2 separate regions of the Homo sapiens genome follow, and region 2 is linked to region 1. Evidence: read pairs that join two places in POLR2A ChIA-PET (ENCODE). Cell type or tissue: PC-9. All regions are shown on one strand. Links, peaks and the distances in the headings refer to the core of each region. The heading gives the core; the rest is flanking DNA. Region 1 overlaps LINC00189 (long intergenic non-protein coding RNA 189). Region 2 holds the start of MAP3K7CL (MAP3K7 C-terminal like).

What was found. ChIA-PET counts read pairs that join two places held together with the same protein. Peaks named below come from ENCODE experiments on the same cell type or tissue, not always from the same donor. Only the 100,000 strongest peaks of a DNase experiment are listed, where the experiment ranks them.
Region 2: POLR2A ChIA-PET joins it to region 1 with 11 read pairs; 2 of 35 experiments call an interaction of 5 or more read pairs at or near these places.

Annotation. Positions count from the first base shown.
Region 1 is chr21:29,254,454-29,263,212 of GRCh38, reverse strand. All of the region lies in intron 1 of LINC00189 (long intergenic non-protein coding RNA 189), which reads right to left. Among named protein-coding and RNA genes, the nearest start is that of BACH1, 40 kb to the left of the region's middle. In PC-9, for the core only: no CTCF peak of the experiment used is centred there; DNase peaks (open chromatin) are centred at 4,002 and 4,372; H3K4me3 peaks cover 530 bases; H3K27ac peaks cover 2,863 bases.
Region 2 is chr21:29,123,716-29,132,474 of GRCh38, reverse strand. MAP3K7CL (MAP3K7 C-terminal like) reads right to left here and starts at 1,831. Exons shown (of 5, transcript NM_001286620.2): 1 at 1,552-1,831. It also overlaps the pseudogene RPL12P9. RefSeq lists a silencer at 7,044-7,093. In PC-9, for the core only: no CTCF peak of the experiment used is centred there; no DNase peak of the experiment used is centred there.

The DNA of each region.
Region 1 (8,759 bases), core at 616-8,615:
ACAAAGCCTGGATAACAGCATATTTGGTAACACCATGGTTTATCAAATATTTGAAGCCCACAACTCACTGTTGAGACCTACTGCTCAAAAAAGGGATTCTTTTAAAAGCATTACTGCTTATTGGCAATGCATCCAGTCACCCAAAAGCTCTGATGGAGATGTACAGGAGAATAATGTTTTCATGCTGCTGACACCACATCCATTCTGCAGCCCTTGGATCAAGGAATAATTGTAATCTTCAAGTCTTATCATTTCAGAAATACATTTCATAAGGGTATAGCGGCCATAGATAGTGATTTCTCTGATAGATCTGGGAAAAATAAATTGACTATCTTCTGGAAAAAAAAAAATCTTCATTTTAAGTGTCATTAAGAACATTCATGATTCATGGGAGAAGGTCAAAATATCAACATTAACAGGAGTTTGGAAGTTGATTCTAACCCTCATGCATGACTTTGAGGGGTTCAAGACTTCAGAGGAAGAAGTCACTGCAAATGTGGTGGAAATAAGAGAACTAGAATTAGAGGTCGAAGCTAAAGATGTGACGGAATTGCTGCAATCTCGTGATAAAACCTGAATGGATAAGGAGTTACTTCTTATGGGTGAGCAAAGTGGTTTCCAGTGAAATCTAATCCTGGTGAGGATGCTGTGAACATTATTGAAATGGCAACAAATGACTTAGAATATTACATAAATGTAGCTGATAAAGCAGTGACAAAGTTTGAGAGGATTGACTCTAATTTTGAAATAAGTTCTACTGTGCGTAAAATGCTATCAAACAACATTTTCTACAGAGAAATCTTTCGTGAAAGGAAGAGTCAACTGATGAGGCCAACTTCAAATGTCTTATTTTAAGAGTCAGCAACCACCACCCTGATCAACATTCCACCAGCAAAAAGATTACAACTCACTGAAAGCTCAGGTGATAGCCTTGTTAGGCAATAAAATATTTTTTAAATAAGGTATGTACATTTTTAGACAATGCTACTGCACACCTAATAGACTATAATATATCGTAAACATACTTTTATATGCTCTGGAAAATGGAAAAATTTATATGACTTGCTTGATTGTGATATTTGCTTTATTATGGTGGTCTGGAACCAAACCCACAATATCTTCGAGGTATGCCTGTACTGACTTGCAGTAGAACCCAGACGCAGGCTGTCTGACTCAAGCTACACTGCCTCAAGGCAAGGGCAGGAACTCTTGTTTATTCCTGTAGCCGATGTTACATTTAACACTGCCTCTCAATCCAAAAAGCTGTTTGCTATGGGCAGAAGTAACTAAAATGAAGAAAATAAAATACAGTATGGTTTCCATTTAGTTAATGCTATTTTGCCAAAATAACAAAAACATAAATCCTAAAGAAGATGACACTCAAACATTCAATATCATTTATGTTAGTACCTACATAGAGTTGTCTCAGTTACTAACTGAACATTTCTGAATCACTGCTTAACCTAATCCTGGTTTTTCCCCTGGTTCAAGTCAATCTAATTCATGCTGAATCTCGTAATTTGAAGATTGAGCTTCTCAAAGCTTATCTGGCTTCTCACCATCTTTGTATCCAAAGACCCTGCAAGCACTTTTATCCCACCTTTGATTTCCTTAAAAAGTGTGATTGATAGCTACTCCCTATAATTTGTGATGGAAAATACTCCTTCCAAGTTTTTTTTTTCTCTCTCTCTCTCCCTCCTTCTCTACCTCCTTCCCTCCCTCCCTCTCTCTCTCCTTCCCTCCTCCTTCATTTCTGGACCCAGTAAAAAAAAGTGTTAATCACACCATTGTTGTTGACTCAAGTGAAACATGATTTTTCTCTAATTTATGACCTTTCTAACAGTTTTCATCTAAGTCTTAATCAGTATTTTCTATTTGAAAAATTCTACAGTTTCCTCTACCTAATTTCTGGTATCTTAAATATAGTTTTTAGAGAACGTTATTTAACATGGATTTCTGTCTGTCGTCAAGACTGTGTTAACTGAAAATTCAGCCTATAATAGATGCTAATTCCTTAAAACATACTTATCCAGCACATATTAAAAACCTTCAAGCAATGATATGAGTTGTCTTCTCCATAACTGTAATATTAAATTATAATATAGGATACCTTTTAAAATCATTTACAACATTGTTGTAGAAATCCAGCAGTTTAAAAAAATCAATTCTTGTGAATCCCTCATGGAGCTAAGAGTGGACGATTCCTCATAAACTGTGTCAGGTGCTACGCCTCCACTTTGGCTATTAAGTTGCCAGATTAATATTTAGGCAATAATAATAATAATAATAGCTAACACCTGAAACTGTATTCTGTGTAAGTACCATTCTGTTTATATCTATTAACATTTAATCAAAATAATTCAATGAGATGTTTCCTGTTATAATCCCCATGTTACTGGTTAAGAAACTGAGATGCAATAACTTGCCAGAAGTCTCACAGTTAGTTAGGCGTAGAACCAGGATCCAAACCAAGACCACCTCACTCCAGCTTCCTTAACCTTTGAGCAACACTGCCTCAAGGCATTGTCTTCATTCATTCACTCACTCAGTTAACAAATATTTATTGAGTACGTACCTCATCAGGCCAGGGCCCTGCCCTAATGTGGCAGTCAAATAATTTGAAAAGAGTATGGTATCATGATAGGCATAGAAAATAGGAGTAATAAAACAGCACAAAATCAGTCTAGGGACATTAGAGAAGGCTTCCAGAAAGAAGTCATGCTTAAGTTGGGTCTTGCTATGGTTGGAATATTTACCCCCTCCAAAACTCATGTTGAAATGTAATTGCCATTTTAGCAGTATTAAGAGGGGGACCATTAAAAGGTGATTAGGCATGAGAGCTCTACCCTAATGAATGGATTAATGAGTGTCATATTGCTGGAGTGTGATCATTATAGAATGGTGAGTTCAGGTCTCTCTCTCTCTCTCTCTCTCTCCCTGGGCCTCACTATTGTGAAGACACAGCAAGAAGACCTTCAATCAGATGCAAGCACTTGATCTTGGACTTCCCAGCCTCCAGATATGTAAGAAATAAATTTCTGTTCATTTAAACATTATCCCATCTATGGTATTCTGTTAGAGCAGCACAAAACAAAGGTCCTAAACAATGAGTGGGAATTAAACAGGCCAAAAGTAGCTACAGGGTGAAGATGAGCTTCCCAAGGCAGAGAGAGTAACAAGTGCAGAGGGTAGGAGGGGAGAAAGAGGAAAACATTCTTCAGGTAACTCTTAAGTCAGCATTATGGCCAGGCATAGAATGGGGTGGGAGCTCATGAGATGGGCTGGAGAGACAGGTAGGGGCCAGATCATGCTTCCCTGAGTCTGATGACCCTATTGAAAGATACTAAGCAGATATGATCAGGTTTTCTCTTCAGAAGACGACTTGTCTGCCTTCAGTGTGTGGAAGATGGGAAGGTGAGCAAATCCAGGACCAGGAAGACTAGACAGGAGGCTGATCTGGTAACTGGAGCAAGAGATTACACTGATCTGGACTGAGCTGACCATCCCCTGAGCAGTGAAGCTAGCCAGATGATGCAGATTATTATCTTAAATATATAAGATATAAAGCTGTGATGCACAAAAATAATGATGCACAAATACTATATGTCTGATGAAATATATATTATATGTAAATAATATATATATTTGTATATACAAAAGATATATATGGAAGATATCTTCTTAAATACTTTGGAGAGGTTTTGGAAAAAAGATATACAAGCTGCCGGTAGGTATTTTTCAAAATATATACAAAACACTCAAGAGAGAAGCAGCCAAAAACAAAAGGCATTTAAGAATGAAAAATAAAAAAGAGGATACATCAAGAAGAAATCCTCAAGAATTCACTAAATTGTAGTTTACTGTAAATAATCATGTCCCAGAGGAAATTTCAAGGGATAATATTTTCCTGCTAGAGATAAAGGGAAGGAAATCCTAACAAAAACAAACCAGAAAGGATTGCACAATTTTCTATAATAAAACAAAGAGAGCTGACTGATGCGAGGTATGCAACAGGCAAAAGGCACGTAGGCACAGCCTCCAGAAATTGGAAGAACAGGATGAGCACGTGCCAGGAGGCTGCACCCAAATTCCAATCTCCTGTTCCATGAATTTTCTTCCCCTTCCCTTGGCTCATTCCAACAGAAAGAAATCACAATTCCTGCAATCGATAACAAGTCCTAGGTTTCTCCCATTCTCTATCATCTATGTATCTTCTTGCCCCTTCTCTCCTAAACTTTTGGAATTGTATTTTAAATATTCACTAAACATATTGATTTGGGGTGTCCCATGTTTGTGAGTACCATTGCACAGCATCACTTTATGTATAACTGATCAAATTACCTCAAAACAGGACTAGCTCTTAGCATTTTTCCTGTGTGATTCATACTCAGCCTCACTTGAATGTCTCAGGGTTAGTAAAATAATTGTGGCTGCAATAGGCAAAGAAGGACTAACATTTAATGGATTTCTCTTGTGAACTAGGCTCCAAGACAGACGCTTATCATGTTTGATCATATTGTATTAAGTCTCATATCCTATAAAGGAGGTGGTATTATTTTCATTTTACAGGTAAAGGCACTATTTTGTTGGCGGGGGGAGGTGGAGTCTCACTCTGTTGCCCAGGCTGGAGTGCAATGGCACACTCTCAGCTCACTGCAACCTTCGCCCCCGAGTTCAAGAGAATCTCCTGCCTCAGCCTCCCAGGTAACTGGGACTACAGGCGCATGCCACCATGCCCGGCCAATTTTTGTATTTTTAGTAGAGAAGGGGTTTCACCATGTTGGCCAGGCTGATCTTGAACTCCTGACCTCAAGTGATCTGCCTGCCTTGGCCTCCCAAAGTGTTGGGATTACAGGCGTAAGACACCGCACCTGGCCAAAGAGCACTATTTAGAAAGTTTCCTGAAAGTACTTAGATTTTTAGCATCTGTCAGGATTAGAGCTTCTGTCTGACTCCAAAGTCTATACTTTTTCTACTATGCCACATTCTAAAGTTCTTTAGTCTAATGTCCTTGGAAAAAAGAATGATATTTTCCTCCTTCATACTTCATAAGGACGTTGTGAGGATTAAAGAGGAGTTTAAAATAAATTTACCCCAAGAAAAGTGGCAAAATAGGAAACATGAAGGTCACTTCCTTGGAAAATTCCAGCAACTCTGACTTTTGTCCACTTTACAATTTAAGTAACAAGGTATTTTTAAAAACTTGATTTGAGAATTACATGTTAACATTCTTGAACAAAGAGGCAGGTGGTATAGAGAAATGACAATGGGTTCCGAGGTCAGACAGAAATCCTGCAGTCCTGACTTCACCACTCAGGCAAGTTACGCAACCTCCCAGACTATCAGTGTCCTGCTCTGAAAGAGACAGGTAATAGAAGTTGCTTTATATAAATGTTATGAAGATTAAATAATAAAGGTAAAAGGCCTACCATAGCACCCAGGACATTATAGGTATTCATTAATTATGCACATAAGTTAAATCACTGGGTTTTTAAAAACCACAGATGATTTTCGTGGTAGCTGTATTAGTCAGGGTTCTCTAGAGGGACAGAACTAATAGGAGATATATATATATATGTATATATATATATGGAAGTTTATATATATATTATATAATATATAACAAATGTCACCAAGTATATTGTGATCTAACCTTAGAAGTCACACAGTATCACTTCTGTGGTTCTCTGATGATTAAAGCAGCCCCAAATTCACCCAGACTCAAGGAGAGAAAACCTAAACTACCTATCAATGGTAAAAGAGTCTCAGATAATTTGCAAGTACCTAAGTAGGTCCAAGCTAATACCTAGAGCGAAAAGTTAGAAAATCTGACCAAGATGTTGGTAAGAGTGAATATACCCAGCAAGAAAGGAGATGGTAATTATAGTGCAGTTGGGGAGAAAGAAGTCATTGAAACAGAAGTTTTCTGTTTATGCCATATCATGTTGAGAATTCTCAATAAACCATTTACAACAATTTACCATATGCAAGAAGAAGCCAGAGTCTGTGCACTTATGTGAAAGCCAAAACCAAAAATTTTATCATTCAAAAGTGACCTGTTGGTCACATCCTTGCCTCTTTGCTTAAGATTCTAATTTCTTTTGTACATGTAATAAGTAAAAATATTTTGAACTTGGTATCTTTTCTAAATAGAAGGCATATATATATGGTAAGGATTTTTATTGGCTAATCTCTTTACAAATCTTGTCAGTACCTAATCCTACAAACATGCCATGATGTGTTAGCATAATTAGCCCCATTTCACAGATTTTTAACAAGGAGATTTAGGAAAGTATCTAACTCACCGAAGATCACAAAATGAACTTATGCAACACTCATATGTTAGCATATGGCTCAAGGCTGCTAAGGCAAATGCTGCTTAGAGAGCAATAGTTACTTCCTGAAATAATATATCTTGTTAAATATAATTTCAAAGCGTCCTTTGTCACTAGAATGGATAGGGAAGCTAAGTGATTGGATGCCCTCCCCTACAGCTGGTAGCTCCAATGTGCTGAACTTTTTATTTTCCTAGAGCGATGATGACTGTGAATCATATGAGCTCTTGCTTTGAAAATAGTCCACAGACAATGGGAGCAGATGGGCTTTTTGGCAGCAGTACCCCTCTTTTCCATCTGCCACAGGTGAGTAGTAGGCCACTTTCTTACATAAGCCCCAATGGCTACTTCAAGTACTAGCAGATTACAAACATCATAGCCAACTTAGGACAGCATAAGATATACATTTAAAGGAGGACAACAGTTCTTGGAGTTAGAGGAATTGACACATAGTAGAAAACGGTAGCCAGTTCCAGTGTCATAAATTGTGCCAAGTTTTTATCATTGCATATTATCTAGGAAGTGAGTGGCGAACCTTTCCTTCAGAAAAGTAAACATTACAGATGACATAGTCAGATTTTGAAGTATTGTGGTAGCAGAAAACGGTGTAGTACAAAAAAAGGAGGAACCTGAAAAAAACACTGAATCAAAGAGCTAATAGGCCAAACCAATTTCAGCCAAGTGTGTGGGAAAATCTACAACCCGTAGGCAAGTGAATGTGAACTCCCCCTAAACACCAAGCCCCAGTGCAGGATAAAGTAGGCAATTTTAACTACATGCCATGCAGTATATGCAAACAGTAGGTTGAGGACAAGAGTTGGGGAGAGGAGAAGGAGGAGGAATCATTGCTCATTGGATACAGCACACTTAGCTTAAACGACCTCTGGAGAATGTAAGGAAAATGGAAATTCACACTTGCCAGTCAGAATGTAAAATGGTTCAGTCACTTTGGAAAACAATTTTGCAGTTTTTTAAAAAGTTAAACATATACTTACAGTAGGACCAACAATTTCACTCTAAGTATTTACTCAAGAGAAATGAATATGAATGTTCATAGCAGAATTACTCAGAATAGTCCGAAATTGGAAACAACCTAAATCTCCTCCAAATGGTAAATAAGTAAACAATTTGGTACATTCATACAATGGAATACTACTCAGCAATAAAAAGGATGGACTACTAATTCATGAAAAATCATGGCTGACCCTCAATATTACGCTAAGTAAAAGAAGCTAGACACAAATGACTATATATTTTTTTTGTGTTGTTGTTTTTGAGACACAGTCTTGCTCTGTCGCCTAGGCTGGAGTGCAGTGGCATGATCTCGGCTCACTGCAACTTCTGCCTCCCAGGTTCAAGCGATTCTCCTGCCTCAGCCTCCCGAATAGCTGAGATTACACACGTGTGCCACTACGCACAGTTAATTTTTGTATTTTTAGTAGAGATGGGGTTTCACCATGTTGGCCAGGCTGAACTCCTGACCTCGTGATCCACCCGCCTCAGCCTCCCAAAGTGCTGGGATTACAGACGTGAGCCACTGCGCCCAGTCACAAATGACTGTATATTATATGATTTCATTTTATATGAAATCTCTAGAACAGGCAAAGTTATAGAAACAGAAAGCAGACCAGTGGTTGCCTGGGGCTAGGTGCAGAAGTGGGAAATGACTATAAATAGGCAGCAGTGAAATTTTTGTTTTTTGATGAAAGTGTTCTGAGTATCCAGGTTTTAATCAAAAAGTACTAGTCACACAAAAAACCAGGAAAGCCGTGAGCTGAATGAAAAATGCAAGCAATAGATGACAACACTGAGATGACAGAGTCTGAAAAGAATTAACTTAAAAATTTTAATAGTAGTTTATATATTTTTACAAGCAAAATTTAATAGAAGAGTGGTTATGAGAATTTAGAAGTCAAGACATTCCAGTATTGATGTAAGCAAAGACATGTTATACACTTACTTATTTACCCAAAAGAAATAATAACATGTCCACAAAACGGGTATACAAATGTTCACAGCAGCTATATTTATAATAGTTAAAAATGAAAAACCAACAAAGTGTCCATTTATAGGTGAATAGATAAACTAATTGTGGTAAATCCATACAATGGCATACTATTTAACAAGGAAAAGGAACAAACTAATGATATATGCAACAACATGAGTGAATCTGAAAAACATTATACTGACCAAAACAAGTTAGATGTAAAAGAAGACTTACAATGTGATTCTATTTACAGGAAAGTCCAAGAAAACTAATCTATAGAGATAAGCAAACATCAGTGATTGCCTGCAGCTAGGCAGGATAGGAAACTGAATGCATAAATGCTGGAAGACAGTTTTTGGTGTGAAGGAAATGTTCTATATTTTGACTGTGGTAGTGGCCATTGTCTAGTTTGTAACAAGGCCCAGTCTACCTGATTT
Region 2 (8,759 bases), core at 592-8,591, 130 kb after region 1:
TGATGAATATCATATGCTTTAAATATCTGATTAACTACCTGTAAGTCTACCAAACATTTCTAAGGATGCACATCTTAACACTCTATAAAAGCAAAGACAAGACTCAAAAACATCCTATAGATATTCTACTCCAGCTATCAAATCATCATTTAATTAATTAAGGTAGAATGAATGGAAAAAAAACATCCTGCAGATAAAATGGAATGGGCAAAAACACATGAATATTTCTGGTTATAATCAGAGAACTTAGCCCAAATATATTTTAACCAAGATATTTGATAATTTGATGTCTATAGGGGACTAGGAAAAGATAGTTATAAATACATGATATCTTTCTTATTTAAAAACATATATTTAACTTTTCTATTTTTAGTCCCACCTCCCCTAAACCCTCTACTTTCCTTCTCATGTAGACAGTAAACCAAAAAACCTGAATGATATTTTAAGGGAAATAGCTCTAAAAATGGCAAAGTATAAATAATCTCTTTAGCCATCCTTAAAGAGATTCTGGGAAATGCTTTAGCAGGACATTTTCTCACAGCACGGTTTCTGACTTTTTCCCATAACTTTCCTCTATCTATCTAAAAATAGTGTCCAGAACACTGAATTTTGTTTTTAAAAGTATTTATAGAGCCAAAGCCAATGCATATATATATACATGTATATTTAGACATACATACATATGGAATCATCTTACCCAGCATATGAAAAAAGATCAGGCTTATATTAAAACCCTAGTATAGCTTTGGAGAAAAACCAGCAACTGTTTATTATCCAGTTAGAATCATAATTTGGCCCATTTATTTAGCACTACAAGTAGCAATGCACCAAAAAGCTCTCCACTGTCCATATCATGTAATTCTAAGTTAGAAAGAAATAGTGACATGAAACATTTAATTTTAAAAAAGAGTAATATAAAATATCTGTTATTTGATTCAGGATTTGTTTTATCTTAACTCTGCCACCCTTCTGTCCAGTCTTACCTGCTCAGAATCAAGCATTTTGTTAGCCACCTAGGGAATGGCATGGATTGTCTCAAATTCAACAGAAGAAACCATTAAAATTCCCTTAACATTTTAGCTAAAAAGAAAAGTTTTACTGTTATGCATTGTACAATCACCGAATCACTTTAGCATAACATCTAAGGATGGAAAGTTGCACTCCTCTTTTGGCTAAATCCCCCAACACTTTCCCGCACCAAGAAATCAAGTACAAGAGGTAGAAATTTGCCTCAAGGATTTTGTAAATAGTCCTCTGGTATGGTTTCCAGCTACAGGAAATGGAATTAATAAACACAGCTAATTAGAGTCCCTCCCCTCCGCTCAATGGAGAACATCTGTCTGCCTATGAAAGGATGGTGGCAAGACTGAGTGGACTTTGAGTTCCACACCATGTTGACCACAAATGCCCCTACACCAACTTGCCTTTTCATCACACCGTCTGGGGAAACGAACCACAGGTTCCTTCTCTTGGCTACAGGCTGTAACAGAGCTTTGGTTAAGTTGCTGCTGATCTGAGCATTTAGTTCAGTTTTCACACCTGTTGGCTTACCTCACTTAGTTGAGTGTCTGCACTTGTGTAACCCAGAGCCAGCCACTGCCTTGGCCAGTCGTTGCCTTTGTGGAGTAGAGACTCAGTGAGAGACCAGGCTGCACCTGCTGCATAGCAGCCACTGACAATCTGAGGAGCGGAGACAGCTGTCAGGGCAGCACGCTGCTACCTGCTCTGCCCCAGACCCCAGCGTCCCACGGGACCTCCCTTCCCTTCCCTTCCGCTTCCCTTCACAACCCCTCTCTCCTTTCCTTGCCTCTCTAACAGCCAGGATGTTGTCATCTTTCTAGAAAAAGCAAGAGCAAAAGAAAACCCTCCTCCTGTCAGAGGCATTGATAAACAGCAAGTTGTGGGGAGTCCAAATGTTTTAATTCATTAGTCCTGGCAAACTTAAAATACAAACAGACTTGCTTCACAAGACAGGAATGTCTTCAGCGTGACCCAATCGGTGTCTGTGTCTATTCCAGCAAACTGGCAAAGATAGCATGACTCCAGTCAGCAAAAATGTCGGCCGCTCCAATCAGCTCAGCCAGACCCAGCCAACTTGGACAGGCCACAGGCTGACTCTCAGATGATAGCAGCGAGGATCCTGGTTAAGAATGTGAGGTTTGAGGTTGAGCCCATGTTGGGCTTGATGACTCGATTCATTCTTCAAATGCAACCAACCACAAAAGGAGTCAATGGTAAATAAGAATACAGCATTAGGATTTGTCAACCTTTTTAAAAACTGTAAACCTGGATGTCATTGGTACTTAAAAAATAATTGGATTGTGATTTTTGAGGTTAAATAAGCAAAATAAATATTAGGAGAAGGCAAACACAAGCCACAGACTGAAAGAAAATATGCAAAATACATATCAGATGATGGACTGGCATCCAAAATATACAATGAACTCTTAAAATTCAACAACAGAAAAACAAACAACCCAATCAAAAAATAGGCAAAAGATCTGAAAGATATCTCACTACAGAAAATATACAGATGGCAAGTAAGCATATGAAAAGATGATCAACATCATATGTCATTAGGGAATTGCAAACTAAGACAACAATGAAATACCACTATACACCTATTGGAATAACCCAAATTCAAAATACTGACAACATCAAATGTTGGTGAGGCTGTGGAGCAACAGGAACTTTCATTCCGTGCTGGTGGGAATGAAAACATAATAGTATATCCCACTTTAGTAAACAGTTGGGCAGTTTCTTACAAAAGCAAACATACTTTTACCACATGACCCAGAAATCACACTTCTTGTTATTTCCCCAAAAGCCTGCATACAGATGTTTATAGCAGGTTTATGCATAATTGCCAAAATTTGGAAGCAACCAAGTTCTTCAATAGGTAAATAAATCCTGGTATATCCTGACAATGGAATATCATTCAGGGATAAAAAGAAAAACTATCAAGCCACAAAAAGATATGGAAGTATCTTAAGTGCATATTACTAAATGAAAGAAGCTAAATCTTGAAAGGCTACATGCTGTATAATTCCAACAACATGACATTCTAGAAAAGGTAAAACTGTGGATACTGTAAAAAGATCAGTGGTTGCCAGGGATTCAGGAAGAGAAAAAGGAAGGATGAATAGGTGGTGCATGAGGGATTTTTAGGGCAGTGAAACTATTCTATATGAGACTGTAATGGTAGATACACATCATTACACAATTGTCCAAACCCATAGAATGTACAACACAGAGTGAACCCTAATGTAAACTATGGACTAATAATGAATAATAATGTATCAATATTGGTTCATTAATTGAAGCAAAGATGTTAATTAGGGGTTAGAGGGATGAGGAAATATATGGGAATTCCATACATTTTACTCCGTTTTTTTCTGTAAATTGACAACTGTTCAAAAGGTATTAAATATACAAGTAAAAGGACTCAGCAGGCTTTCTTAATCTAATGAATGGAAGGCTAATTTGTTATGATATATACAACAATAAAGCTGTACAGACTCAGACAATTAAAACATTCACATATAAGCTTATTCTTTTCAGGAATTAATATTACTGTTTTAATATTATTTTATGGTTATAATAAAACTTACTAATGCATTATAATTTATCGAAGTGAATTTCTTATTCACGACCTCATTTTAATCTTCCAGAAGATCCTATACAATAGTCTTTGTCAGTATTGCCATCCCGATTTGACAGATGAGCAAATTGAGACGCAGACAATTCAAATAACAGGCTTGAGGATGAATGACCATAATAGAATTAAGAACCCAGATAGGATCCAGGTTTTCTAATTATTAGTTCAAGCTACTTCCACTACACCAGGATGCACTCCGTATCAAAGATTTAATTGGCCGGGCGCGGTGGCTCACGCCTGTAATCCCAGCAATTTGGGAGGCTGAGGCAGGCAGATCATGAGGTCAGGAGATCGAGACCATCCTGGCTAACATGGTGAAACCCCGTCTGTACTAAAAATACAAAAAATTAGCCGGGCGTGGTGGTGGGCGCCTGTAGCCCCAGCTACTCGGGAGGCTGAGGCAGGAGAATGGTGTGAACCCAGGAGGCGGAGCTTGCAGTGAGCCTAAATCGTGCCACTGCACTCCAGCCTGGGCGACAGAGTGAGACTCCATCTCAAAAAAAAAAAAAAATTTAATTGAAATTTTTTAGAATAAGTCTGACTCTCAGCTTTTGTTTGGAGGAGACAAAAGTATCACTTTCTTCAGTGGTCCAGTATCCAGGTTCATCTGACACTAGCCATCTTTATCATGACACCCAAGTTCCACCCCAAGAAAATCAAAGTTTTGCATCTTATGTGTGCCAATGGGAAAGCAGATACCACATCTGTGCTGTCTCTCAAATTGGCCCCCTGGGTCTGCCTTCAGAAAAGCTGGTGGTGACACTGACATTGCCAAGGCAGTCAGTGACTGGAAGTGGCTGAATTCTAGTGAAACTGACAGTTCAGAATGGACAGACCTAGGATGAAGTAGCACCTTCCTTTTCTGCACTGACCATCAGGCTCTCAAAGAACCATACAGAGATAGAAAGAGACAGTTACATATTAAACACAACGGAAATATTGCCTTCTATGATACTGTCAACAGCTCCTCACCAACACAGCATAGATCTTTATCCACAGAACTCTCTGGAATCATTAAAGTGAGCCTGGGGATTGCCCACTGTGTGAGCTGCAACACTGACAGCTACGTCCTCATGACATCAAAAATGACATCAAGAGAGGTGTGGTAGATGCCCAGTTGGTAAAGGGCTACAAAGAAAAAGATTTCATTAAAAGATAATTTGACAACAATGAGAAAGGAACAAAAAAAAATACATCTAAATTGTCTAAATGTTCTCTTTCTGAATCTGATAACATAAATTCAAGGTTTTCAGTCACAATTAACATTTACCAGCTTTTCTGTTCCCATATGAGCAATGATGTATTTCTTGGCTCTTTATCCAAACACTTTCAAGAGAGTAACAAATCTGAAATCCAAGTGAAATCCCTTCCCATAACTGAAACCCAAAATAACTACATGGTATTTTAAGAATTTAATAGAATTATATAAATTCAATCCAGAAAGGATGTGTTTCTGCATCAATATATAAACAGATTAACAGTATGTTTCTTGATGGTGGCAATAATGTATAATTTTTATTTTATTATTTTCAGCAACAAATGTGTTTTTACAGTTATTTGGAAAGTTATTTTCAATAATATTCAAGGAGCTTTTCACATACTGAGCTCTAGACTTGCTTCTGAATTATGATCAATAATACACTCCTACCATAGACTATTGTCACAATTATGCAATATCAATTTCTCAGTACAACTCAATACGTATGTAGCTTGGTATGTTCCAGGCTAGTGTTTCTCAAAAGTACCTGATTACTAGGTGCCTTTAAAAAATACCCATTCCCAGGCTTTGCCATAGTGACTCAGTAGTCTGGGTAGACCCTCATTCTGGAAATTTTAAAAAAGAAATTTTAATGGCTATTCATAGCATTTAGAGAATAGTTGAGAAGACATTTTCCCCAACATTTTAAAGTCAGCTCTGTATTGCTATGTGACATATACGGCCGGTAGTCTCCAACAAAGAAATATTCCATGACGGCAAAATAATCACTCTTCCATTATATCCAGAGGTCAGCACAATTTTTCTCTAAAGGGCCATATTAGAAATATTTTACACTTGTGAGCCAGGCACGGTGGCTCACATCTGTAATTCCAGCATTTTGGGAGGCCGAGGCAGGCGGATCACCTAAGGTCAGGAATTTGAGACCAGCCTGGCCAACATGGTAAGACCCCGTCTCTACTAAAAATACAAAAATTAGCCAGGCGTGGTGGCGAGTGCCTGTAATCCCAGCTACTCAGGAGGCTGAGGCAGGAGAATCACTTGAACTCGGGAGGTGAAGGTTGCAGTGAGCCAAGACCACACCATTGTACTCCAGCCTGGGCAACAAGAGCAAAACTTCATCTCAAAAAACAAACAAACAAACAAAAAAACAGAAAGAAAGAAATATTTTACACTTATGAGCTCTTAAGGATCTCTGTCACAACTACTCATCTCTGCCTCTGTAGCATAAAGGCAGCCATAGACAACATGTATAGGAATGGATGGGCTCTGACTTTATTGACAAAAACAGGAAACAAATGCACATGGCTGTGTTCCAAAAACACTTTATTTACAAAGAGAGAGCAGCCTGGATTTGGCCTGCAGACTATAATTTGCCAGCCTCTCCAGATCGAACATCCAGTGGACGGCCTTATCCTGACTGAACATCCAGTGGACAGCCAAGGCACAGCTCCCCCCACAGTGCCGTATGGCACATGCAGAGTCCTCTGGGAGAAGTAACTCTTCTTTTGCTGCCACTTTCTTCAATTCATTCTTCCCAACTCCATCCCCATAAAAAAATTTTGTCAGATTTCTCAGTTAGTAAAGCAAAAGTCCCAAAGTTATGTATTAACCCTGCTTTTCTATGAAGCACTGATACATCTGTTTGAAGAAAACACCAGTGAATAAACACCTCTTCCAATTGGTTCATGAGACTGCATGTGCAGGCCATGGTAAGAAAGTGCCACGGGACCTGTTCCATACTGTGAGCTGGTCTTGTGCCATTGCTCTTTGGAGGAGCCTCTTCCTCCGCTCCTGACCCCAGTGAAATGTCAGGTAAGGTTTCCCAGGTTTCCCAGGAAGCCTTCTTGCAGTGCTAACTTGCAGTAATGTTGTTACTCCTTCTCAAACCTTCTCGTAGGGCAATGCAATGAAAAACCACAAAGCAAGGATCAAGGCTCAACGACAAAAACAAGACACCACCTCCCCCAGGAACTTCTTTTTATTTTAATTGACAAAGAAAAATTGTATGTTTCTAGAGTAAGGATTTCTGATCACATACTGTCACAGCCTTTGATTTTAAGGGTAACTGGGAGCCACTTTTCCTAATCAAAGTTCACTTCAGGCTTAAGATAGCAGAATGATCAACCCTATATCATTCGTGCCCCCAAAGCTCAAGAGAGGAATGACAGGGGTTAGAACCACTGAACCACTCAATGGTTTCTCTTTCACTAGCTTTGTGGTTCCCTTAATGAAGGAGACAGAGCAATGTGCAACATTTAAGTCAGGCCACCTGGGTCTCCAACCCAGCTCTGTCTCTTACTCATGTAGGACTTTGGTTAAATTACTTAATAAATTATATGCCACAAATTCCCCAAGTATAAAATGGGGGATAATCATAGTACCTGTCCTACAGGTTGTTATGACAATTAAAAGAGCAATACAAGTACGTGCAACAATGCCAGAAATAAAACAGGCACTATGTAAATAGAAATCATTTTTTCAAGGGGGCAAAAACATAGGAAAAAACCACATCCAAAGGGTACCTAGATTCAGAAGACCTGGGTTTGCATTGTGATGCTGCATTCAAAAGCTGTGGAAGTTTAGACCAGAGACTTCATACCTCCAGGACTCAGTTTTTTCATCTAGGTTGACAAACTTTTTTTGTAGAGGGCCAGGAGATAAATATTTTAGGTTTTTCAGGCCATACACTTTCTGTTACAATTACTCATCTCTGCTGTTCTAAGTTGAAAGTAGTCATAGACAATATGCAAATGGATGGATGACTCCAGTAAAACTTTATTTACAAAAACAGTAAGTAAATGTGTATAGCTGTATTCCAGTAAAAGTACAGACACTGATATTAGAATTTCATATAATTTCCAAATGTCACCAAAGATTATTCTCCTTTTGATATTTGTCAAATATTTTAAAATATTAAAACCATTCTTAGCTCCTGGGTCATACCAAAACAGGCTGTGGGACAGACTTTACCTGATCCTCAGAGTTTTTGGACCCTTGATTTGTATAGCCAACAAGCAAGCATGGACTAACTCAGGGTTTCCCCAGATGGGAATAACGTGATGTGTGTGTAGCCACTGTTTTGCCTTTTTAACTTGATTTAGCTATCTATTTATCTAAATGGATTAATCTTTTATCTAAATATTTTATTTATGAAAACTTAAATGGTTTTATACAATTTGAGTTTACCATTTAAAGTTAATTAAATGTGACACATGTGTTCTTTTTTTTTTTTTTTTTTTTTTTTGAGACGGAGTCTCACTCTGTTGCCCGGGCTAGAGCACAGTGGCGCGATATCGGCTCACCTCAACCTCCGCCTCCCAGGTTCAAACGATTCTCCTGCCTCAGCCTCCTGAGTAGCTGGGATTACAGGTGCCTGCCACCACGCCCAGCTAATTTTTGTATTTTTTAGTAGAGATGGGGTTTCACCACCTTCGCCAGGCTGGTCTTGAACTCCTGACCTCATGATCCACCAGCCTCAGCCTCCCAAAGTGCTGGGATTACAGGCATGAGCCACCACCCTTGGCCTGTGTTCCTTTTCTATAAACACCTAGACAGCAGACTCTTGGAGAAAGAATAAATTTCCTTTAATATTTTTGACTGTATGAGAAAATAATGTTTATCTTATATTTTAGTATTTATATCTTTCCCAAGAATATAACCTAGAAGGACTAACAGCACCAAATTTTAAAGCTTGTTATTATAGTATAGATAGATTTACTTTACCTTCTTAATGTTATCCTAAGGAAAACATAAATTTCTCATCATCTGTTAATATCCCAGTGTGTACCCCAAAAAGGAAGAGCACTCTCTTCATTAACAGAACCAAATAGCACCATCACACCAACAACCACCACCACAGTAATTCCCCAACATTACCCATCA